Regions from separate parts of the Homo sapiens genome. Here region 2 is linked to region 1. Evidence: chromatin loops called from intact Hi-C (ENCODE). Cell type or tissue: mammary epithelial cell. All regions are shown on one strand. Links, peaks and the distances in the headings refer to the core of each region. The heading gives the core; the rest is flanking DNA. Region 1 overlaps MSANTD2-AS1 (MSANTD2 antisense RNA 1). Region 2 overlaps PKNOX2 (PBX/knotted 1 homeobox 2).

Evidence for each region. Peaks named below come from ENCODE experiments on the same cell type or tissue, not always from the same donor. Only the 100,000 strongest peaks of a DNase experiment are listed, where the experiment ranks them.
Region 2: a loop joins it to region 1, with 11 times the contacts of the local background. A loop is called at or near these places in 2 of 110 quality-filtered maps.

What each region holds. Positions count from the first base shown.
Region 1 is chr11:124,831,694-124,843,596 of GRCh38, forward strand. It overlaps MSANTD2-AS1 (MSANTD2 antisense RNA 1), which reads left to right. Exons shown (of 5, transcript NR_103862.1): 5 at 1,193-2,794. Among named protein-coding and RNA genes, the nearest start is that of ROBO3, 28 kb to the right of the region's middle. RefSeq lists enhancers at 10,900-11,463, 11,464-11,903. In mammary epithelial cell, for the core only: CTCF peaks have their summits at 5,467 (motif pointing left) and 5,969; DNase peaks (open chromatin) are centred at 5,458 and 6,008; H3K4me3 peaks cover 572 bases; H3K27me3 peaks cover 2,662 bases.
Region 2 is chr11:125,339,715-125,351,617 of GRCh38, forward strand. It overlaps PKNOX2 (PBX/knotted 1 homeobox 2), which reads left to right. Exons shown (of 13, transcript NM_001382323.2): 4 at 11,570-11,678. The coding sequence starts at 11,592. Among named protein-coding and RNA genes, the nearest start is that of PKNOX2-AS1, 79 kb to the left of the region's middle. RefSeq lists enhancers at 1,635-2,384, 9,711-10,253, 10,909-11,572, 11,573-11,903. In mammary epithelial cell, for the core only: CTCF peaks have their summits at 6,227 (motif pointing left) and 9,231 (motif pointing left); no DNase peak of the experiment used is centred there.

The DNA.
Region 1 (11,903 bases), core at 1,649-9,648:
CTCAGGTAGGAAAACTCTGAGGTGCATCCTAAGCCATCTGTCCCAGAGTTCCCTGAAGGAATTAAGCCCCAGCTATCCACAATTTACCCTGTATTGGCTTCTTTCCCTTCTCAGACCTTTATTTTCCTATTGGTGATCTTCCCCAGAGAAACTTCTTGCACTCAAAAGCTTGTCTCAGTGTCCGTCTCTGGAAGGATCCAACTCAATTGACCAACAATTAGAGAAAGGCAAAGGATCTTGGTCATCTTTTAATCCTGCTCAAAACACAGCTTTTTCCCAGAAAAGAAAGTCCTATGCTGCAATATCCTGGATTTGGTGGTTCAATGAGATTTCTCCTTTTTCTTTCTTTCTTTCTTTCTCTCTTTCTTTCTCTCTCTCTCTTTCTTTCCTTTCTTTCTTCCTTTCTTCCTTTTTCTTTCTCTCTCTCTTCTTTTCCTTTCCTTTCCTTCTTTTCTGCCTCCCTTCCTTTCTTCCTTTCCTTCCTTCCTTTCATCCCTTCCTCTCCACTCCCCCTTCTCTCTTTCTCACCCTCTTTCTTTCTTTTGATGGGGTCTTGCTCTGTCACCAGGCTGAAGTGCAATGGTGCGATCATGGCTTATTGCGGACTGGAATTTCTGGGCTCAAGTGATCCTCCTGCCTCAGCCTCCTGAGTAAGTGGGACTATAGCCATGCGCTGCCATACCTGGCTAATTAAAAAAAAAATTAAAGAGACTGGGTCTCTCCCTCTGTGTTGCTCAGGTTGGTCTCAATCTCCTAGCCTCAAGCAATCCTCCTGCTTCAGTCTCCTGAAGTGTTGAGATTACAGGTGCTAGCCACTGTGCTTAGCTATCAATGAGTTTTCGGTTGTATTTGCACATGCATACTAAAGAGGCAAGAAAAAAAAAACTGAAGATACCAGCTATGCGTCCTCCAATTCTAACTCCAGCAGATACCAGCTGTGCATCCTCCAATTCAATTCTAACACCTTCCACCTGGAGACAGGCTCAGTCACATCCCACAGGCTGCGGGCTCAGTCCCACAAGGCTGCCCCACTTCAAACGCCAGTCATAACCACAGGCTGTAACCTGTGCTTCTGACCAAGCAACTATAAATTGAGGTTTTCAGGGCCCTCACCTTGGGTTTGATTAATTTGCTAGAGTGACTCATAGACCTCAGGGAAACACTTTACTTACACTTACCCATTTATTACAAGGATGTTACAAAGGACACAGATCAAGAGCCAGCTGGAAGAGATGCACAGGGAAGGGGTGCGGAGCTCCCATGCCCTCTCCAGGGCACCACCCTCCAGGCACCTCCATGTGTTCAGCTATCTGGAAGCTCCCCAGACTCTGTCCTTTTGGGTTTTCATGGAAGCTTCATTATGTAGGCATGAATAATTATATCATTGACCACTGGTGACCAACCCAAACTTCAGATCCTTTCCCTTCCCCAGAGGTTGGAGGGTGGGGCTGAAAGTCCCAGCCCTCTAATCATGGCTGGGCCACCATTTACCTCATTAGCATACAAAAGACTCCTGTTGCTTTAGAGATTCCAAGGGTTTGGGAAGCTATATGTCAGGAGACAGGAGAAGACCAAATATATATTTCACAGTATCACACACACATACTCTCTTGATCACAGGTGAAGTTTTGCCCAAAGCAACAGAAGTGAAGCAAGCTTCTATTCTCACAGAGGTTTGGGTCCGGTAGATACTAATAACTTCTATTCTCTGATGCATTGTAGTAGGGCAGACATTAAGCATTTCATGTGCATTTTTTTTTTCTTTTTGAGACAGGGTCTCACTCTATCTCCCAGGCTGGAGTGCAGTGGCACTAACACAGCTCACTGTAGCCTCAATCTGCAGGGCTTAAGCGATCCTCCCACCTCAGCCTCCTGAATAGCTGGGATTACAGGCATGCACTACCATGACCAGCATATTTGTATTTTTTGTAGAGACGGGTTGTTACTATGTTGCTCAGGCTAGTCTTGAACTCCTGACCTCAGCCTCCCAAGTAGCTAGGAATACAGGCACATGCCACCACAGCCAGCATATTTTTGTATTTTTTGTAGAGACAGCTTACTGCCATGTTGCTTAGGCTGATCTTGAACTCCTGAGCTCAAGGGCTCCACAGGCCTTGGCTTCCCAAAGTGCAAGGACTAAGGTGCAACTGCCACACCCAGCCTTTCATATGTATTATCTTATTTAAGCTTCACTTTACAAGTGAGAAGGGCAGCCTTGGCTCAGAGAAGTTAGGTGACTTGCAGCAAATCACATAATTGCTAAGTGATGGATCTGAGCTTTAGCCCCAGGACTATCTGACCTTGGGTCTAAACTTATACTACTGTATTTTTCGTTAAGTCAGTCAGAGTTCTATCCTTTGACAGAAAGTATAACCTTCTTTTAAGGCAGAATAAGACCCTCTGCCCAACCCTGCTCTTTCTTTCTCCTCCGCACTAAGAAGACAGCGAATACAGTAGAGGGTTTTGGACTGGGATAGTGGTTGCAGAGAAGATCTGGAACTAAAAATATGGACCAGGGGTAGAAATGGTGGTGATTCCACCAAACTTGGAAACACTTAACAAGACCCCATAACATGCAAGATATGCAAGAAATGGGGTACATTTTCTATACCAGTGCCTTAAGTAAAAAAATTCCTTGTTAAACAAATGATTTAGAGAAGACAGAACCAAATATATATATATAGCTGTGTGTGTATTCTAATAAAGGTTGTTAAAGTCTTAAAGTTAGTGGTGGGAGAAAACAATAAAAAAATATGAAATCTCCCTATGTTAATAAACTAATTTCAAATACCAAGGGTTGGTTTTTGGTTGGGTGAGTCTGTTTTTGCCTTGATTAAAAAGAAGTGATTTTTTTCTTCAGCCTAGTTTTCCTGGTATGAAAGGCAAGAAGGAATGACATTCCATAACTGTTATAGAGGTGAAAACAGTTTTATTTATTGGTGGTCATTACCGGCCTATAACCAGGGCACAACCTTCTTGGTAAACATTTACCAAGCATTAGTGGAAGATGATTCACTAACTTTTAAAACTCTCCTTCCCTTATATGCATATTAATACCACGATATCTTTAGCTTTTAAGTCCATATATACAGGCACAGGTGCGAATAAATTCAAACATATCACTTGTAGTGGTTTACATAAGGGCTTGCTAGTTCAAATGGGGTTGTTAGTTTTGCATCTCAAATTAGTTCCTGTCAACCCAGCAACTAAAGAAAATTCCTTTGTGAAAAAAGTTTCCAGGCATGACCCAGTAATTGTTTTAATGGATTTTCAATGAAGGGTGAAGTACCATGCTATGTAGCCTGTGGGCATTCCATAAATATATTTTGACTGATTCTGTTAACAAACTACATAGAAAAAACCAAATACTTACTATCCAATCCTCTTATATTGTTTCCCATAGGCTCTGTCTGTTAGTGTATTTATAAGCATTTAAAGTGTATAAGGGAGCTCTGGCAGTGAGAGTGAATTGCCCAATGCAGAGAAGCACTCTGGGCTGGAGGGTTTTACTTAGTCTAAGATTTTCTTTTTTTTTTTTTGTGAGACGGAGTCTGGCTCTGCCGTCAGGCTGGAGTGCAGTGGCATGATCTTGGCTCACTGCAGCTTCCGCCTCCTGGGTTCAAGCGATTCTCCTGCCTCAGCCTCCCGAATAGCTGGGAGTACAGGTGCATGTCACCACGCCTGGCTAATTTTTGTATTTTTAGTAGAGACAGGGTTTCACCATGTTGGCCAGGATGTTCTCGATCTCTTGACCTCGTGATCCACCCTCCTCGGCCTCCCAAAGTGCTGGGATTACAGGCGTGAGCCACTGTACCAGGCTACTTAGTCTAAGATTTTCAGTGTGCACCTGAGATTTGCCCTTTCCAAAATGAGGAAGAGGCCTGAAGCCGATCAGCTGAAAGAAGTACTAAGCCCTGCAGGCTGAAAAGGTAATGTCCCACCTATGCTGGAGGACCTGATGTTGGTATAGTCAATTTTCTGTCTTCTATGTAAGGTATAGATCTGCTCTGATCTTGACATTGTGAAGAAAGCTACTATACTGTCAGAATCTGCTGTAATATAGCCCTGAGATGAGAAAGGTGTGTAGAACAGAAATCTTCACTGCCCTTCTCCCAAAACATTCATTGACCCCTCCTGTAAGATATATATATATATATAATTATTATTTTTTCTAGACAGAGTCTCGCTCTGTTGCCCAGGCTGGAGTGCAGTGGTGCAGTCTTGGCTCACTACAATCTCAGCCTTCCAGGTTCAAGGTTCCCAGGTTCCCAAGCAGATTCTCGTGTCTCAGCCTCTTGAGAACTGGGGCTACAGGCACACGCCACCACACCTGGCTAAGTTTTATATTTTTAGTAGTGATGGAGTTTTGCCATGTTGGCCAGGCTGGTCTTGAACTCTTGATCTAAGGTGATCCGCCAACCTTGACCTCCCAAAGTGCTGAGATTACAGTCATGAGCCACCGCGCCCGTCCTGCATTCTTGCTGTGTGTGTGTAACCCTTGCTATAGTTATATAATTTAGGTTGAATTTAATTTATACGTTGACTATGATCTGAGGGTCAAGATCATTTGGGATAAAGGAGAGATCAACTACATGTCCGTATACTGCAAGTTAGAATTTAGTTAAGAAGGCCCTGAGTAGATTCCAGAATTATAATAAAGCTTTCATTTTTAGTTTGAGGAAACTTCAATATGGGCGACAGAACAAAGAACTCGGGTGGTAGGAATTAAGTTGGTAGGAATTAAGAGGGTGCCTGCCAGACGGGCTGGAAGTGAAGGAAGCCATGTGCCTGCAAAGCTGTTTAGGGCTGCCATGTGTTTATGCCCTGGCAGAAACCTCTGGTTAGAAGTTAGATCGCTTACATTTTTCTTAAGTAACCCATTTTGTTACATCCATATGTTTTCCCTCTTTCCAGAAGGAAAAAAAAGTATCAGCGAGCCCTTCCTCACGGATCAGGAAGCTCAAGGGATTACTCAAGTACATTGGCGGCAGTTACAAAGATATTTTCTTTTTTTTTTTTTTTTTTTTTGAGACGGGGTCTCGCTCTGTTGCCCGGACTGGAGTGCAGTGGCGCGATCTCGGCTCACTGCAAAGCTCCGCCTCCCGGGTTCACGCCATTCTCCTGCCTCAGCCTGCCAAGTAGCTGGGACTACAGGCGCCCGCCACGACACCCGGCTAATTTTTTGTATTTTTAGTAGAGACGGGGTTTCACCGTGTTAGCCAGGATGGTCTCGATTTCCTGACCTCGTGATCCACCCGCCTCGGCCTCCCAAAGTGCTGGGATTACAGGCGTGAGCCACCGCGGCCTACAAAGATATTTTCAAGCATTGTTCTCCCTACCCCAAATTTCTGAGTCATTTAAGTAGAGAAACAGCTCTTTTGCCCTGGCTCATATATGAAAAAAGTAGAATTCAGGCCAGGCTTCAAGTCTAGGGATGATTCTCATTAATGAGGTTAGGTCTGCCACCTGGTGGTGAGAAATAAAATGCCACTTGATTTTCTCATCTGATCTGTCCATATACCACACTTAAAAATTCCACTTTGCAAATCCATCCTTAACCTCTGACTCGGGTTGTGCTTGCCGCCAGCCAAAAGTTCCCAACTGATGACAACGGCACCGACACCTTGGGGAGAATTTTTAGGCAACCATCTGGAACTCATTCCCTATGAACACATTTGAAGTGTTTTAGAACACTGGTAGGTGGTTCTACAACACTTCAAATGTGACTTAAGGTAGATTTTAGGAGAACAAGGTTCTCCTAAAGAGGAAAGATAGCACTAATTCATTCATTAGTACACAAACTATTGTGTAAAAAAAAACTATGCTCTTCAATTTGTAAACAAATGTGTAAGACAATGCCCCGCTCCATCAGTGACAAAGAGATGGGAGTGGATAACCAAGTTAGGCTGGGAAAATAAGAGTAATTCTTGCTTCCCGTTGAAAGGCTGAGGAGAGTGCAGAATCATCTGAAGCCATTAGGGGGAGTGCTAAGTCTTCAGAAACACACACACACACACACACACACACACACACTCGAATACTAGAATATGAATTCTGGAATATGTCCACAATTATTTGGGGATTTGGCCTATGGATCCCTCACAGAGGGTGAAGATACCCAAGTACCCTGGAGAGCTTCAGCTTCCAGTAACCTCCTCCAGCACTGAAGACTTCAGCTCCTTCCTTTTTTCACCTGCCCCTATTTTCCTTTCCTTGTAGGCCAGTACTCTCAAAGTGTGGCCCCCAGTATCACCACTGTCACCACCTGGGAAACTTTCAGAAATGCAATATCTCTGCCCGTACCCCAGATCAAAGGAATCAGAAACTGTAGGGCAGGGTTAATAAGGCCTCCAGGTGATTTTCATGCAAGCTGTGAATCTCTAGTCCAGGGGTGTCCAATCTTTCGGCTTCCCTGCCACATTGGAAGAAGAATTGTCTTGGGCCACACATAAAATACACTAGCTAAAAAATTTTTTTTTTTGCAAAAAACCTCATCATGTTTTAAGAACATATATGAATTTGTGTTGGGCCGCATTCAAAGGTGTTCTGGTCTGCATGCGGCCCATGGGCCGTGGGTTGCACAAGCTTGCTCTAGTCTTAGGGTGATCCTCTGGGCACAGACCAGGGAGACTTGTCGGAGTGGGAGCTAAGGGGAGAAGCAATGGGTCCTAGAAGCCAATCTAGTTACCCAGTCCAGCCCAGAGTGTTAGAGGGAGCAGAGAACAGCCACAAAGGGAGGTGGCAGAGGTTTTTGCCAACTGAGCACCAGCTTTGTGGACACTGACCCTCCAATCACCCTTGGTCACAAGATCTTCAGATGGGAGACTCAGTCTTCAATTAAAGCGACACTAGAGAAGAATCCCTACAGTACCCAGAGCAAATAAGATAAATAGGGCTGTGTCCACCCCACCTGGGTGCAGCTCCAGCTCTTTTCACTCCCTTCCAGATCCGCGGAAAGCACCCCTGACACGCATATATTTGTGGATGGGATACCTGGATTGAGAGCGAACTCCATCAACCCCCCGAGACACTGCACCCTGCTCCCTCCTCTGCTGGAGGAACTGCCACTTTCTAAAGGAAAATACTATTTAATGTGCAGAATTACAGTACACACAATACTTATAGTATGGCAAGTATTAGTCCTTGGTATTTTTTCCGCCACCTTTTCCCATCTCCCCATCCTGTATGCCTGTGCCTCCTTACCTTTCTAGCACAAAACAGGCACTTAAAAAATAGTGCAGAATGAACAGCTGAAGCTTGCTTCTACTATCTTCCATATTTTTCTCTGGCTGCTGTCAAAAAGCGCCAGCTCAGAGCCAGGGTGGCCGACTTTGTCACAGTCTCTGCTGGAAAACGACATTTTTTAGGGGGAAAATCATAAGCCAATGCAGACATGTCCCTGCCCCCTATTCCTTCTCCCTGCACGTGGGCACACAATGGGCGGCCGGCAGAGGTGGGGGAGTGAGGAGCACAGGCTCCGTGTGTCCAAAGTCCCGGGTCACCTCGGCCTGGAATCCATCTAACTCAGCTGCAAACCAGAAGACGCGGCCTGGGAGGGGCGTAGAGCCCTCCCCCACCTCCCCGGGCTGGGTGACTGTCAGGCCGCATCTGCTCCAAATTTATGGCTCCTCCTCGGGCCGCCGCCGGCCTCTCCACGGCCTCTTTACCAACTGCAGCCCCAGCTGAGACCCCTCCCGCGGGGAGGGAGGGAACACGAAGCGCGGCCGGGGCTGGGGGCGGGGAGCAGGTGTGAAGCGGGGTGGCAGCGGCGCGCGGTCACCCTCCACCGCGCCGCGGAGACCCGGCGTCACCCCCACGCGCACACAATGGCGCGGGGGCCAGGCCGAGGACGGCCCATTAGCGGCTGATGGAGGAGGCGGGAGCCCGGCGGGCCGCCTAATCCCCGCACGCGGACACCTGGGTGGGAGCGCGGGCGAGTGGAGGGCGCGCCTGCACGCAGGATCCCGGGCTGGGCAACGGCCTAGACCGCCTCTCGCCAAACCTCCCACGCCAGCGCCAGTCCGACGAACAGGAGCTGGTCCAGCGAACAATAAAAGGCCCCGGGGCTGGGGAGGGATGGAAGCGCCCTTGGAGCGCGCAGGCTACGGGCGCCCCCGGCAGCGCCCCCGCGCCTTCCCCTCCCGCCCCGCGGCCGCTGATTGCCTATTGTGCGTCCCCTCTGCGGCCGCCCGCGCGATGCACTCTGCGAGCTGGCCCCTTCGTTTCTAAATGAGCAGCCAGCGCCGCAGACACGTGCCAAGGGAAGGGTAGTTCACTGCGTGGGGCGGGGGGACATGCAATAAGACAAGAGACCGCACGGAAATAGCTCCGTGCCCGTCTGCTGCACTGTCCTTCTCACGTGCCTTCGGACAAGGGGACTTTCACTCTCTCCCCTCCTCTGCCCCAATCGCTCTGTCTCCCTGAGACTGACCACCCTCTTCTCTAACCCGAACTCCGCAGGGGAGCCTTCAGCCTTTTATTATTATTTTTTTCCTGGGTAGTAGATGTCTTTGCCTTGGCTGGGCTCTGGAATGCTCAGGTAAAAAGTGGGTCTGGCCGGATGCAGTGTGTATCTTCAACACGGAGGCTAGAGAATTGGATAGAGGAGCAGCGCTAGTCTGTGACAGCTCCAGACGCCCTGCTCCAAGCACCCCAATCCTAAGCACCCCAATCCTCTGGTATCTTCCGTCCCAGGGAACTCTGGCTGGTCGTCATGGCTTTGTTTAATGCTCCTCTCTGCCACACTACCGCGTTCCCTGTGGGATGGGAACCTCTGGGAAAGGACCTGACAAGGGACCAGAAAAAGGTTTGGGGAATCAAAGTCTAGTAGTAAGGGGTCCTACCACTGATGGTTTGGACTCACGGGCAATTTACAGTTGGATGGAAGCTGAAGTGTCATCAGATTTAGAGGCCACAGTCTGGCAGCCTGTGGACCAAATCCAGGCCACCAACACATTTTGGTCCATAAAGTGTTTTTTAAACTTTCCATCATGAATAATAGCATATTGTGGATCATAAATATATATAAATTAGTGAGAATGCTATAATAAACCCCCATAGTCCCACCACCCAGTTTCAGCCAGCACTTAATCTATTCAAAGGCAATCTTCCTTCATCTATTCTCCCACTCTCCTCCAGAATTTGAAGCAAATCTCAGAAATCCTATCATTTCTTCTTTAAGTACTAAAAAGTAGTCCTAAAAGATAAGAATTCTTTTAAATAGCATAATAATATCAATATCACACCTAAAACAATAATTCCTTGTCCTCAAATATATAGTCAATGTTCAAACTTCCCCAATTGTCTTATTTTTCTTTATTGTTCAAATTGGGATCCAAATGAATCTCCACAGTGCATTCTCTCCTTTAATCGGATAATCCCCCAGTTAATCTCTTTTTTTCCTGGAAATTTATTTGTTAAATAAACCAGATCATTTGTTCTGTAGAATTTTCCACAGTCTGGATTTTGTTAAATGTATCCCCATGGTGCCATTTAACATGTTCTTCTACCTCTACATTTCCTGTAAATTGGTTGTTAGATATAGAGGCTTGATCAATTAATGCTGGATTTTTTAAAGAATAATTCATAGACCATAGTTTAATTCGATCCAAAGTAATGTCTGCTTGTCAGTGATGACCATTGTCTAGACCCATTATTTCATTAGGGATTGCCAAGTTGTGACATTCTAGTTCTATGATTCACTCTTCATTTATGAGCTTGAATACTTCTCTAAAGAGAATCTGTCATCAATGATTTGTTTATGCAGAGGTACACGTCAAATAGGAAAGGCAGGATAAATGCTTGATTCTTTCCCTTATTATTTATCAAAATAATGAGGTGATTCCTCAGATTCCCCTAATGGTGACCAACGATTTTTTTTAAATCACTTATGAACAAATGGATTTAAATATATCTCATGTGTTTCAAACCAAGTATATTTTGATTGGGCATTTTAAAATTAGAAGATGTCATATTAAAAACATTGACCTCTGGCTTCCGTTGTAGAATATCTGGCAACCTTGAGTCCTTTTCCAGCAAGACTAGAGCAGACTTTGGCTGAGGGGCACTGCCTCCTTCAGTAGGCATTCATTCTTGCCTTGGCATGCTTTGATCTTCTTAGACCCTGGACCCCCTGCCCTGCAGGAGTAAGTCTGTAAAGCAGATCCAATCCAAGTCTCTCACCTTATAGATGAGAGAGCTGATGAAGTAGCTTACCTTCCTGAGACTGGAAGACAAGTCTCCTGGCTGCCTACCAAGACGAGGGTAAAGCAAACAGGGAAGACCAGCTGGTTTCTGCCTTACCTGCAAGTTGAGCTGAGCCAGAGACCTGGGACCACTTCAAGATAACCTTCCTCCCCATTTGCAAACACACCTTGCAGAGGAAACTTGGGAATATTCCAAACTCCACTCCCTCTTTTGCCTCCCACATCCAATCAGCCACCTAGCCTGCTAATTAGCCTCCCTTCCTCCATTCCTGTCCTCCTCCAACTCATCCTCCTCACTCGCAATGAGGTTTTCCAAAACATATGTCTAACCATGTCACTCTCTGGCTTTAAAATCCGTCACTAACTGCTCATTGCCTTTAGGTTACATCGAAGTCAACATTAGCACAGCACACAAGGCTCCTCATGTCCTGGGCTCTGCCATGGCTAGCTCCTTACCTCATGCTGTCTCCTTGTCACAACTCCGTCCTCCAGCTGGACGGAATAGCCACAGGGCTCTGTGCACACAGTTTTGTCTATGTTATGTCCTCTCTGTATTTGCTGTTTACTCCTTTAAACATCCACTGCTTCCCTGGCTGGCTTCCACTTCTAGCTTAAGTCCCACTCCAGGCTTTGATCTTAGGAAAGGCCTTCTTGGCAAGCCTTGACTGCATTCCATGTCCTACTCCGCACTTCCACAGCATTCTGGCTCACTTTAAGATGAGGACCTTGCCACTGATGGGTGGTTTTGCTCTTTGTTTGGTTTGCTTTTTCACTTGTTTCCCTCCTGGCCGGTGTGGAAGCTTCCTGATGCCTGACAGGGGCTATGTCTGTATCTCCATCTCCTAAATCATGTTCCCAACCATGTTCCCAATGCACAAAGTAGGTGCAGGCCAGTAAGGATTTGGTTAGTCAATGAAATTAAACAAAAGAGATGAAGGTTTGTGGACTGTTTTGGAGAGAAAGAGGACCCCCTTCCCTTGCAGGGAAGGGACTTGATGCAAACGACCGCATGGCAGTAGGCTCGCTGGGCAGATGCCCAGGAGATATTAGGGCTGCTGGGGCTGAGGTAATATCCTGCGAGGCCAGCCGGGTCTGCAGCCCTGGCTGGGTCACGACCCAGGCTCTGCCTGGCTCGGACATCCTCGGACCTGTGCATGCATGTGTGCGTTTGTGTGTGCGCGCGCGTGTGTGTATGTGTGTGTGTGTGTGTGCGCGCGCACACACACACACACACACACACACACACACAGCCTCGCCAACCCCGCCTCCTCCCGCTGGGAGGATAATTAAAGCGCCAAACGGCGGAGCGGGCGGGCAGCGTTCCCGGGGGCGCATTTCATCGGGGCTGATTAATGAGGCCGGGGAGTTAATGAGGAGAAAGCTAAACGCAGGGAGCTGAGCCGCGGAAGGCCTCTCCGAGGCCCTGGAGGGGGTCCTCCGAAGGCATCTCCCGCCCTCTCTTTCTAGTAGCGGCTTAGCGCAAGCCACATGGTGCCCCAGGCTCCTCTCGCCGCCTCAAGCCAGGGGCGGGGGGGAGGAGGGGTCGCCCCAAGTCATACCGGCCGCACTGAAGTCGGTCTCCTCCGCTTGTGGCTAACCCGGCTAAACAGCAAAAGAGCCTGCCTTGCCATCTAAAACACAACAAAGGACCTCAGGAGACCGCCACTTTCTTCTTCTCCTCAGGGAACTTTGGGCATG
Region 2 (11,903 bases), core at 1,503-9,502, 510 kb after region 1:
GAGCCGCCAAGAGCAGGGTGAGGCACAGACAGCCTGGCTTTCGTATGTGCCCCATGCGTTCCCGGAGCTCTGCTCCCAGACAGCTACGACACATTATCAGATTCCAATTATACATCGCCTTTGAGATGCAGTCTTCAGCCATACATTTCCATCATTTTGTGTTCTTTAATTTTGTTCCTTCTCCTCCTAATTGAACACACAGTCCAATGAGTCCACGATGAAGACTCAAGATTTGCCGCTTTCAGCTCGCTTAACGTTTTCCATCTTCGTCTCAGTCGTATTATGTTTATGAGACCCCTACTTCTTATCGCTGGGATCAGCACTTTCATTTTCCCATCTCCTGCTCATTTTTATAAAATAATAAGAGCAAAATGCAATGAAATATTTAACAAAATGTGTACACACACTGCTGTAGCAGGATGACAGGGCTGATGGAAGGAACTTCCCTACCGTGGGAAGGCACAGAGTGTGTGTCCATTAACTGATGTACAAAAGCCCAGGCTCGGCAACACAGAAGACATTTAGTGGTGTCAGTATAACATGATGCTTGGAAAATCAGGGCATAGGAAAGTCAAAGGACAGCCAGTATTCGAGGGCCCAACTCTAAACTGGCAGCTTGGTTTTATAATCAGCCTCACCTTTTCTGCACTTCTCCAGTTTCTAGGAGTCTCAGTCCTTCCCTGCTATTTCCTGCCCTCACCCTGAGACTTCCAGTTAAACCTGCAGACTCTGGGATCAGACTGTGTGTAACATCTGGAAACTTCCTCAAAGCCCCGGTTTGCTCACCCACGAATGGGAACAACCGTAATGCCGACACCATCTGGTTGTTAAGGAAAAGAGACCAGGTGACCCGTATCTACTGTTAGTGTCATGCCTGGGGCACAGGGACGGCTCAGTAAGTGGCAGTTGTTATTAATTCTATATTATCATCTCACCCACATCCAAATTGGCTCCAGAAACTAACCAACTTATTCTCACTGTTGTGTAAATGGCTGCTGGGACTCAAAGGGTTATGCTTCTTGGATTGGCTTGTTTTACATTTTAAGAGCAAGCCAGGCCAGGCGCGGTGGCTCACGCCCGTAATCCCAGCACTTTGGGAGGCCGAAGTGGGTGGATCACAAGGCCAGGAGTTTGAGACCAGCCTGGTCAACATGGTGAAACTCCATCTCTACTAAAAATACAAAAATTAGCCAGGCGTGGTGGCAGGCACCTGTAGTCCCAGATACTCCGGAGACTGAGGTGGGAGAATCGCTTGAACCCGGAAGGCAGAGGTTGCAGTGAGCCAAGATCACACCACTGCACTCCAGCCTGGGTGACAGAGTAAGACTCCATCTCAAAAAAAAAAAAAAAAAAAAAAAGTAAGCCGGCCAGGCACAGTGACTAATGTCTATAATCCCAGAACTTTGGAAGGCCGAGGCAGGCAGATCACATCAAGAGACCGAGACCAGCCTGGCCAGCATGGTGAAACCCCTCTTTACTAAAAATACAAAAATTAGCTGGGTGTGGTGGTGCACGCCTGTAGTCCCAGCTACTCGGGAGGCTGGGGCAGGAGAATCGCTTGAACCCGGGAGGCAGAGGTTGCAGTAAGCCGAGATCGTGCCACTGCACTGCACTCCAGCTTGGTGACAGAGCAAGATTCCGTCTCAAAAAAAAAAAAAGGAAAGAAAAAAAGGAGTTAAGCCAAAGAAATTAAACTATAACCATGTATATATATTGAGGCTCCATAAGGAGGTAGACTTTGTGCAGTCATATTGTATAGGCTGCCCCTTCTCCCCCAGTGAACATGCAAGGCAGAGCCATGATCTTGTCTGCTGGGGGGAACAGGGGCCAGTGGGCAAGATGGGACATGCGGGTGAGGAGCAGATTTTCCATAACACAGAAACATGCATGATGATTATTCCCGCCTTGATTTCCCACGTGTAGTCCTGGAGTGGAAGGGGAAGAAAGGCTTCATGGAACAGTAGGCTTTGGAGCCAAGTGTTGATGAAGGGAACGGCATGGCTGTGAAATACAGAACACCTTGGTAGCGGACAAGAAACACAGCAAAAGGCACGAGAGCATCTTAGGTTGGGCGACGGAGGGAGTATCTGCTGGGGTGCGAGTCTGTGTGGCCGCGCCACGTCCTCTCGCATCATGGCTGTCATCTTCCCTTCCCCAGGGCTGGCTTTCCTGAAGCTCAGGAACACAGAGCCAGTGTACCCGCCCTCCTTCCAAGGGGGTGGTGAGGACCAAGGGTGGGGCAGCCTGGCTGGGCAGCCTTTCCTCCTCTAGCCGATCCCATTGCCATGGGCTCTATTTAGAGCTCTTGTTTCTTGTGAGCTCTGCCTGGGCCACCAGGAAGGTGCAGGAAGGGCACACGTTGGCTGGGTATGAGCGTCTCAGGAACTAGTGGCTTTTCAATGATAAATTGAATGCACAGAGCCACTTGCTTCCACAACTCTGACTCTTGACTTTTTTTTTTTTTTCCTAAAGGCAAGTTTTAAAATTTGGAACAAGGTATCATCTAGCCAGAGGACACAGTACAGTCCTCAGAGAGAAAAGGGGCCTGGCTGACCCTTTTAGCTCCGCTGGCTCCAGGAGAATCTGAGGTTGCACCAGAGGTGGAATGCGTAGGCTTCAGGGTCCCTCGCCTCCATGCCCTCCTTCCCCCACCAGCCCCTGCTCCGGCCACCCTACTCACACCTTACATGGTCCCCATGCCTGCTTTCCTCCTCCCCCCAGCTCCCAGTGAGCGTCAGGGCCCTCCTGACTGCCTCAGAGAAGAGAGACTTATGAAAGGGTGGGAGCCCGAGAGGGCTGCCGGAGGTGGCTCTGCGCTTTTCCACCTGGGATCCCAGCGCTGGAGCTGTTTGTCTGTCTCTGTTGAGTTGTGGGTCTCAGGGGCCCGGCCTGTGTTGTTTTCTCAGCTCAGTGCCTGAGCGGCTGCTGTCAGCTCTTGACAAATAATAATAAACCTGGGAATCAGGTTTGTCGAGGGGGACTTCAGTCCCAGGTTCATTTTCAGATCTGTTTCTCTGTGAGTGTGTGCAGACGAGAGAGCACATGATAGTGTCTCTGGGGGAGGGGCGGGCCGGGGCTCCCAGGTGCCCTGACACTCCACCCTAGCCACCACCGTGGAGGAGCTGGAGGGCTCTCCACTGTCCCGATCCCTGGAGCTGCTTGCATGTTGAAAAAAAAAAGGAAAATAATTGAATAAAAGGCCTCAAGCTCTCTTCTTTCCCTGGGCCTCCCCACCTCTCCCACTCTTGTTGTTTGGCTAGAGATGGAGGGGCTGGAGAGGAAAACAAAAGGGCAGAATCCGCTCTCTAGGTTAGAAGGTTCCAAGGGGGCCACAGGCTGGGGGAGGGAGTTGGCTCAGAGCACCCCAGGGCAGCAGCTGTGGCCTCCCTCCTGCCTCCATTCCTGGGGGTGAACAATAGGGGGAGGGGCTCCTGGAATGGGAGAGGTACCCTAAGTTGAACATCACTGGCAAAAGCGGGACCCAGGTGTGGTGAGTGTGAGTTTTGGGGACACAATAGTCATGGCCTCTGGGGCAGAGCAGCACCCACTTTCCAGCAGACAGGACCCACCGCAGGTCACTGCAGCCATCCCCCTGCCTCCAGGTAGGAAAAAGCGCACACCACTTCCGTGAGCAGAATGCAAGGGCTGTGCTCCCCCTTCCAGCCAGCATGCTTTTTTTTTTCTGTTTTTTGTTTTATTTTGTTTAAAGGAACCAAAGGGGGAAAAATTGCCAAGTTGTAAAGTGCTTAAAGAGGAGATGAGAATCTTCATCAAAATGCTAAAAGCTGGAGGGGAGAGTAATGTGAGAACTCTTGCCTGCTATTTATGGGATTGATTCTCAGATCAAGAAGAAGCAAGCAGTTGGATGAAAGGAATTATTGTTAAGCTCCTCGGTAGGAAGATCTAATGGACAATTGCCGCTATCAGGGGGAATTAAATTGCTGTTTCAGTTTGTAAAATATATCAGCAGCTTTTTGAAGCCAGAAAAGGTGTGACAGCGAGGCAGGGAGGGCGGTGGGGCTCCAGCACTCTTGTTCCCGGTGTGGAGAGGCGGGAGCAAGACCACGAAGAGGGCGCGGGAGCAGGGCGGGTGTTGCTCGTCTGACTCTCCTGCTCCGTGTTGTGAAGCCCAGTTAAAAAAAATAGCTGAACTGGGGACTCAAGGAGGAGAGACTGCAGGCCTGGAACTCTGGCTTCTGTGTGAGTCAGAGCGGCATGGCTGTCAGCAAAGGGCAGGACGGTGGGGCTCCTCTCTGGGAAACCTGGTCGGGCTGGAGTTCAAGGAAGGCAAGTCCTGTCCATGGAGGAGGGAGCGGCTGAGGAGGGTGATGGACCCAGTGCTGGGGCCTGTCCCCAGACACTGCTTTATCATGCTGCTTGTGTGCCCACTAATCCTCCCCATAGTGAACCATGGACACAGAGGGACCCGGCACCCTCTCCTCCAGGGTGGGTCTCTAATGTAAGCTTCTGCTCATCTCTAGGCTGGGGTCAGTGAGTGCATAAGTGATCTGTTGGCCCGACCACAGTGAGGACATATTGTTACTCCAAATAAAGAACAAACAGTAAAATGGTCTTGGGAGTGGAGACGGGAGAGGAGGTTTAGGCCCTCGGAAGTAGGGCCACAGGCCATTAGGGGGAGGCCACGCTCCTTGGGATGGAAATTGGGGGTTGGATGGGAAGGGTCTCTGGGTTTTCTGGTCTCACAGAAGGCTCTTACCATTTCCAAAGCATTCACTCCATGTGGCATTTAAGGGCTGAAGGAGGATTGAGGGAGAGAGATCTGCACATCTCTTAGGGAGTCAGAAGCAGGCAGTCCTAGCCAAAGCTCATGCTGGCTTCTGCTCTGTCCCCACTCTGTTCCCTGGACACCAGCATCGTGATATTAGGGCATGACCTGGCACCACCTCCCAAGTTGGCTTCCCAGAAGGGCAGCAAATGACAATTAGTATGGAGAGCTATGGGTGGCCAAAGCGTCTGCTTGTCTTGGTTGTCATCTTTGCCTCCCCACTGAGTATTCCAAGGAGGACCCGGAGGGGCAGTAGGGAAGCAGGTGTTCTGGCTGTGACATTCTGCAAGGACTTGGGCTCTGTGCTGGGTGCGGTGTGCCCTGGGACCTGGGTCATTGTGGAGTCGCGGCTTATTTTTGACCTCTTAGCTGGCCTTCAGGACACAGAGTGAACAAGGATGTGAGACCTGAGTGCAAATCCCACTCAGTTCCTCTGCACCTGTCCCTCCTTCAGTAACATAGATATGTACAAACTCCCTCCCTGGCTCCCAGGCCCCACTCCAAGCCTGACCTCAGCAGACTGGAGGATCTCCATTTCCCCCCATCAGCCTAGGATCAGAAAGACAGGCAGAGAGCAGCACCCACTCAGCCCCACATTCCTGCTGCCTGAATCCTCAGGGTCCCCAGCTTCCTTTCAGCACCCACAGTCCCTGGGGTGAAGAGGCAGGCGAGGGTGTTTGCTGTGCTGTAAGGTGGGGCGGGCTCTGGGGAGCTTGCCCCTCTTCCCAAATTCCTTAGTCCTCCCCTCCAGGAGCATCCACTTCTCCCTCTTTTTGAAACATTTCAACACAACAACTGATTTGGAGGTGACAAACCCCTGCTCACATGGTCAAGCCTCCCAGCCCATGGTGCATCCTCTCTCTCCATTCTGTCCTCCTCTGCCACCACAAATTGACCTCACCCTTGTCACTGCTCAGTTCTCGGTGCCAACCCCATCCACCAAGCCTCAGGGACCACCAAGCTCTGGCAGACACCCCGCCTCCAGCTTGTCACTTCTAGCCCTTACTGGGTTTTGCAGAGAGACCTGGTGCATGTGTGTGTTTCTATGTGTGTGTGCTCGCGTGCACCCACACGCCTTTGCTTCTTTAGATAAATCCACAGAGTCACATGAAATCAGTGACAGGTTGACACCGTTATTTCAAGATTCATCGCTATGAGTTGCCAGCAGAGCAGACCTAGCCAACTCCGTTCTACCAGCAACACTTTTTTTTTCCAGGCATAATTTATAGCACTGGGGTGAATTTGTTTCCAAAAGATGAATATCACACTATCAGCAACAGCTGCCTCTCATTTTTATTTGTTTTTAAATTTGACTCAAAGTCCAATTCTCCATACACATCCCAAGCTGCAAATCCTAAGGCGACTGATTACATGATTTAGTAAACAGGTTATATTATATAATGCAATTAAAGCGGGCCCTGCGACGCCACCTACAGGCCACTTCTGGGAAGGGAGCTGGGCCAGAGAAGATCATTTTGGACGCGGCGTTGGGGCTGAGGGAAAAAGAGACGGATTGCGCCAGGGTTGAGGAGGCTGCCCCAGAGGGAGATGTTGAAGCCAGCCAGGTTACTAATGCAGCTTTTCGGTCCCTCCTGCTGAGTTCACTGTGTTATTTCAGCCTCCTGCAAATCTGTCTAGACGTCAGAACCCAGGCCTGGGCAGCTGCTCAGAGGGGACGGCTTGGGGGTGGGGGTGGAGGGGTAACCTGGGGGCGTCTGGGCTGAAGGGATTGACAGCTCCTGGCTCGCTGACCTCAGGGGCCTCCTTCCCACTCTCCAACTAGATGGGAGGAAGAGAAGTCCGGTGCTGGCTGGCCTTTAGAAAGAAGCTACAATCCAACCCTTTCCGTTCCATTCAACAAGCATGTGTGCAGTGCAAATCCTGGGCAAAGGCTTCCCGAATGTTCTGGGGAAATCCCTTCATTCTGCAGTCCGAGAGGGAAAGTGACTTGTACAGATTACAGAATAAGTGGTAGATTCTACTGGATGTGGAATCCAGAATTTTTTTTACCCCAAGGCCAGGCTTAGATCATGGGAACTGAGAACTGAGGGGTGGCCCTGTGAATTCCCTCATCCAATCCCAAAGTTTACAGATGGGGAAATTGAGACCCAGACAGAGGATGTGACTTCCACAGCCCCTACCTGTCTCAAGGGAAGGAAAATCATGAACATGCTGCTTGTATGTGTCGGAGGACAGACAAGAAGCATTCCTAGCGGCCCTCATGACTGCCTCTTAGCTGCTATGGAAGGAAGGAAGGAAGGGAGGAAGGAGGGAGGGAAGAAGGGACAGGAAGGGAGGAAGGAAAGGAGGATGGAAGGGGGGAAGGAAGGGAGGAAGGAGGGGAGGAGGTCAGGGGCCAGAAGACAGGCAGACCCAGGGCCACCGTCCCCTCTATCCCTCTCTCTGAACTCCAGCACTCTTCAGATGAACGGGGCTCTGGGCCTGAAGGCTTCTAGCTTCTCCAAAGAGTTCTTCTAAGAGGGTAACATCACTGCAAAGCAATTCCTGGAGAGAAGGGACTCACTTCCCCGGGGCTGAGAAAGACACTTGACCAGAGGGAGTGGGCGGAATGGCGTGAAGGAAGAAAACAGGACTGTCAGAGTCCAGGAGGGTGGGAGTGTCCCCTCACCCTTGTCCTTGTGCCAGCCATGGGCCCCGTCTCCAGTTTGGGGCAGGTGGGTGGGACAGTGAGGGGCCAAGCGAGCTGGCCCTACTTTCCCTATCCCCCATCAATTTGTCTCAGCTAGGGTCAGGGGCCAGGAACAAATGCTGTCAGGCCAGCTGGCCAGAGAGTTCCCAATTAGACTTTGTGTCTCATCCTTAAGGCCCTGAGCCCCCAACCCCGGCACACTGGCCCAATTACTGCCTGGCAGCATTAACCCCTTTGTGCCCCAGGCCATTAATGGAATGTTAATTGGTCTAATGGGTTTCATGTCAACAAGTCCTAATGAGCTCCTTCCTAATGAGCTTGGTATTTTTTTTCTGAGCCTGTTTGTCAGCACACTGGATTTGGGGCTCCAGACTGCCGACCTGGTGGTGCAGGGCTGTGGGGAGCATGGGTTGAGGAGGCTGAGGGAGGTGGGTGCCCAGGACTGCCCATCCCATTTCCTAAAGGGGTGTGCTTTTATGACTTTGCATCCACTGATCCTGCCTCGGTGGCTCCTGGGCTCTCTAAAATGACATTTTAGTTTCTTCTGATGATATCAGAGACACAAATGATTTCTTCTTGGATGTCATTGTGGGGTCAAGTGTTGCAATAGAATTTTTCCCTCCTAGATGTCATATCATAAAGGTTTTCAGCACTGAACAAAACAAAACAAAACAAATCAAAAAGCAACCTTTCCCTGTGAGCCTGTTCGCGATGGGAAATCTCTCCATGGGAGATGCTCCTCATCTGTCCTCCACTTGCAGTCTTGACTGTGCCCCCTTGAATGCCCAGGTGTCTGGTGACAGAGCACTGGGGCCTCTGGACAGGGCCAAGCAGCCTCTCAGAATCCGTGACAAAAGCTCTGAAGCCCGGGGCTAGGTTTGCAGGGGCTCAGGCCTGCTGCTCCCCTCCCTCTCCCAAAGAAAATGCAAAAAGGGCAGGCTTCCCCCAAAGGGCCAGGACCCCCGCTGTGGCTCAAAGAGTTCCCCCACACCCCACTGCAAAGTCCCAGCCAAGTCACAGATAAGGCGAGTCAGATCCCCAAATTCCTCTCCAGGATGGTTGCACGTGGCCCCTCAGGAACCGGGGAAGTGCACGTGTGGGTGGAGAGGTGTGAGGAAAAGAGCCAGCTTCCGGACACGGGTGCAGGGTCTCCAGCAGCTGAGCTCCCGGAGTGTCAAGTTGCCGGAGGCTTCTGTGCCTGAGCAAGCAGAGAAGGAAACTTAAGCCTCTAATGAAAAGGCCTCCTGTTCTCTTGCAGGAGAAGCCCCCAGAGGGTAATGGGGCAGTGGCCTAGTGGCCTGTGGTGACCCCAAGGAGGGGGAGGGGCCAGGGCCATCTGGGTCCTCAGAATATTGTTCCTGTGTCTTCTTTCGACGCGGGTCTGGCCCTGCTCCGCAGCCTGGTGGGCTCAGGACTGAACAGTCTCCTCTCAGCCTCATGGGCGGTTGTCTCTGGGCACAGGCTACTCTTAACCTCCCCTCCTTAACCCCACACAGGGCAGCCCTCCTGCTGCTACAAATATTTCTGGGGACAGCGCCTCTAAAATGACCCTGCCTTCCATTCACTGGACAGTGAACAAAAGAATGTGAATGAAAGGCGCCTCTCTGTAGCCTATGCCCTCCTCGTTGAGCTTCCTTTGTTTTGCCTTCATTATGACCTTCTAATCCATGGAATGAGGTTACCAAAAGACCCAAGCCCGAGGTTAAAGAGAACTAGTTGCCCCTAAGAGGGGGAGAAAGCCCTCCTTCCTGAGGCGGCTCCCACCCTGACTCTGCCCCCAGGCTCCCTCTTCTGGAGGCTGCAGGCACTACAGTGCTATGGCCCTTCACTTTTTTCCTGGCGGACGAGCATCTGTGATCGATGCTCCCGGGAAGAGATTCCACCATCCTGGCCCTTGGGCCCTATCCAAAGTTGCCTTCTCTGCCAGAGTTCCAGGGAAGGCTATGTTTAATAGGCCCCTGAAACATTCCTATTTCCTTTATTTTGTCAGGGTCCAAAAAAGAGAAATTCCACCCACTTTAATATCTCAAAAGTCTTAATTCTGGAAGTTCCTTCTGATGTCTCAAAAAGTCTATATCTTACCCCACCCCCACCTTTTTCCCTCTGCAATCCTCACTCTGCTCTTGGCTCTCTGGGATGCTGACCACCACCCAGACAAAGATCCAGCTGTGAACAGAGGCCTTGGTTCCCCTGCCTGAAGAGAGAGGCTCCCCCAAAGCCCCCTCCTGCGTCCCTTTGCAAAAGGAAATTGGATCTTAGGGACCAGCGGTGTGTGAGATGGGCGAGGCCCTGCATGCTGTTGTGAAGATATCCTGGTAGTCCGTCTTCTGAAGGAGGCCAGGCGGGGGCGAGTGACAGGCGGTGAGGCCGACGGAACCGGCCTGAAGTCGGCATTTTTAGCACCGGGGGAGCCATCCCTCCCTGTGCATTCTCCACCCACCTCCACCTCATTTTCTTCCTTCCTTTAGGACCATGACCTCCCTCTCCTAGCCATGCCTCATTCATCTGTCCCACCACACTCCCCACACTGTTCTCTGCACAGAGTTGGTGGTTGGTAGACATCTATTGAGTGAAACAGGCCTTTCCAGTGCTTTTTGCAGAAGGTCAAAGCGTACTTGGTATCTTGGAGACTCAGGTCAGGTCAGAGTAGATCTTACTTCCACTTCCTGAAAAAGAACCAAAAGAATCACACACACACACACACACACACACACACACACACACACAGCCCTGGAGGCCAGCCCCTTTAGATGACAGCAGCTCCAAAGCACTCTCAAATTCCCACAGAATTCAGGTCTGTGAACATTTTGGAAGACCCTGGGAAGGGCCAGGCTGGAAGAGGATGAAGCCCTAGGTGCCTCAGGGAGAGGGGACGGAGGGTGTGAGTGCTGTGCTCACAAAGGTTTCTACACCAACAGTGCCCTCCACCCAGGAGAAGAACACGTCCTGCACTCCACAGAGGCTCTTAGCAACCTCCTACCCTACAGTGGACAGCCCTGTATCAGGCAACTAGCCTGTGGCTTCTAGATCTAAATATTTCAGAGCATCTACTGCAGCACAACAGCTCTCTGGACATTCTGTTTCCTTGGGTGGCACAGCCGGGCTGTCTCCACTTATGGCACCACATCCTACTTCAAGAGGAAATCTTGAGGCTTCATGGGGGCAGCTCGCCTGCTTATTGGTGATGGGGAAATGATGGGGGCAACAGTGGAGCAGGCCCAGAGCTGGGAATCTGGAGGTGCTGCTTCCATCCCAGCTTCACTAACAAGTCCCCCAACCCCCGCCCTCCCATACACAAGTCACCCTTGGCCTCTGTCTTCTACCAGCCAAAGAGGCAGGTAGACCATTTGGCTCTGATAGCTCTTCTGGTATCCCCACATTCCGGTGACCGTACTGAACCAAGACTGAGGAAAGTCCTCCTTAATAGGATATGCAGGCACATCTGTGGACACGCCCATAGTCACAAGCCCGAGTCTGGGAAAGTACAGGAGTAGACCGGCATTCCCTGCCTCTTTCCCTTCCCCAAGGCCTCCAGGCAGCCACCCTGGGGCTACAGTCTGAGGACGGGTCCAGGCCGTCCTCCGTCTCACAGTCTGAGGACGGGTGAGCCCTGGGGAGGGGCGAGCTTGGTGCTTGGGGACCCTGGAATCCCGTAGCTGGCCTGAGGCCCTCCTGCCCCTGTGCGCGCTGTGGCTGCTCCAGAAAGCCTGGGAAACAGCGGGGCCAGGAGCACCCTTATCAGGCTGGAACTCAGGGTCCTCCTGGGGAAGGAGGGGTATCCAAATGGCCTCCAGTCCCCCGGTGCTGCTACCAGGCAGGCCCCCTCCCTCTTCGTGCCCCCTCCCCACACGTACAACAGGCCGGAGCTGATGCTGAACAAAGCGCCGCTGCAGGGGTACCGGTTGTTTTACATATGATTTGAATATTGTTTCTTTCAAGTCAAAATAGCACAGCAAGCCCCTCCCCACCCAGGCCTCTTCCTTAGCTCTCATTTGTTGCCCTGAAGGGCGTGCAACCCTTGCCGCATCCAGCCGGCCCAGGTGGCCCAGCGGGGGACACAGGGAGCTGCTGGGTGCCCAGGGCGGGCCTGCTCAGCGGTGTTAACGGTGCGGCCCCCTTTCTCCTGCCCACAGGTCCTCCATGTGAATCAATCCCATGATGCAACATGCCTCCCCAGCCCCCGCTCTGACGATGATGGCCACGCAGAATGTCCCGCCCCCACCCTACCAGGACAGCCCACAGGTGAGTGCGCAGGGGCCGCTGCCTCCCACCACGGGGGAGGGAGTGTGGTGGCCTTAGAGCCCCAGCTGCAGGCTGGGACATTCCAGGGGCCGACGGGCAGAGCCAGGCCTCCCGCAATCACGTCCTGGTGGCACTCCGGGCTCTTTCCCGTCAGCCTGGGGAGCGAGAGCCCTGCAAACACAGACCCCGAGGGCAGTCACCAGGTTCAGACCCCAGGAGCTAGGA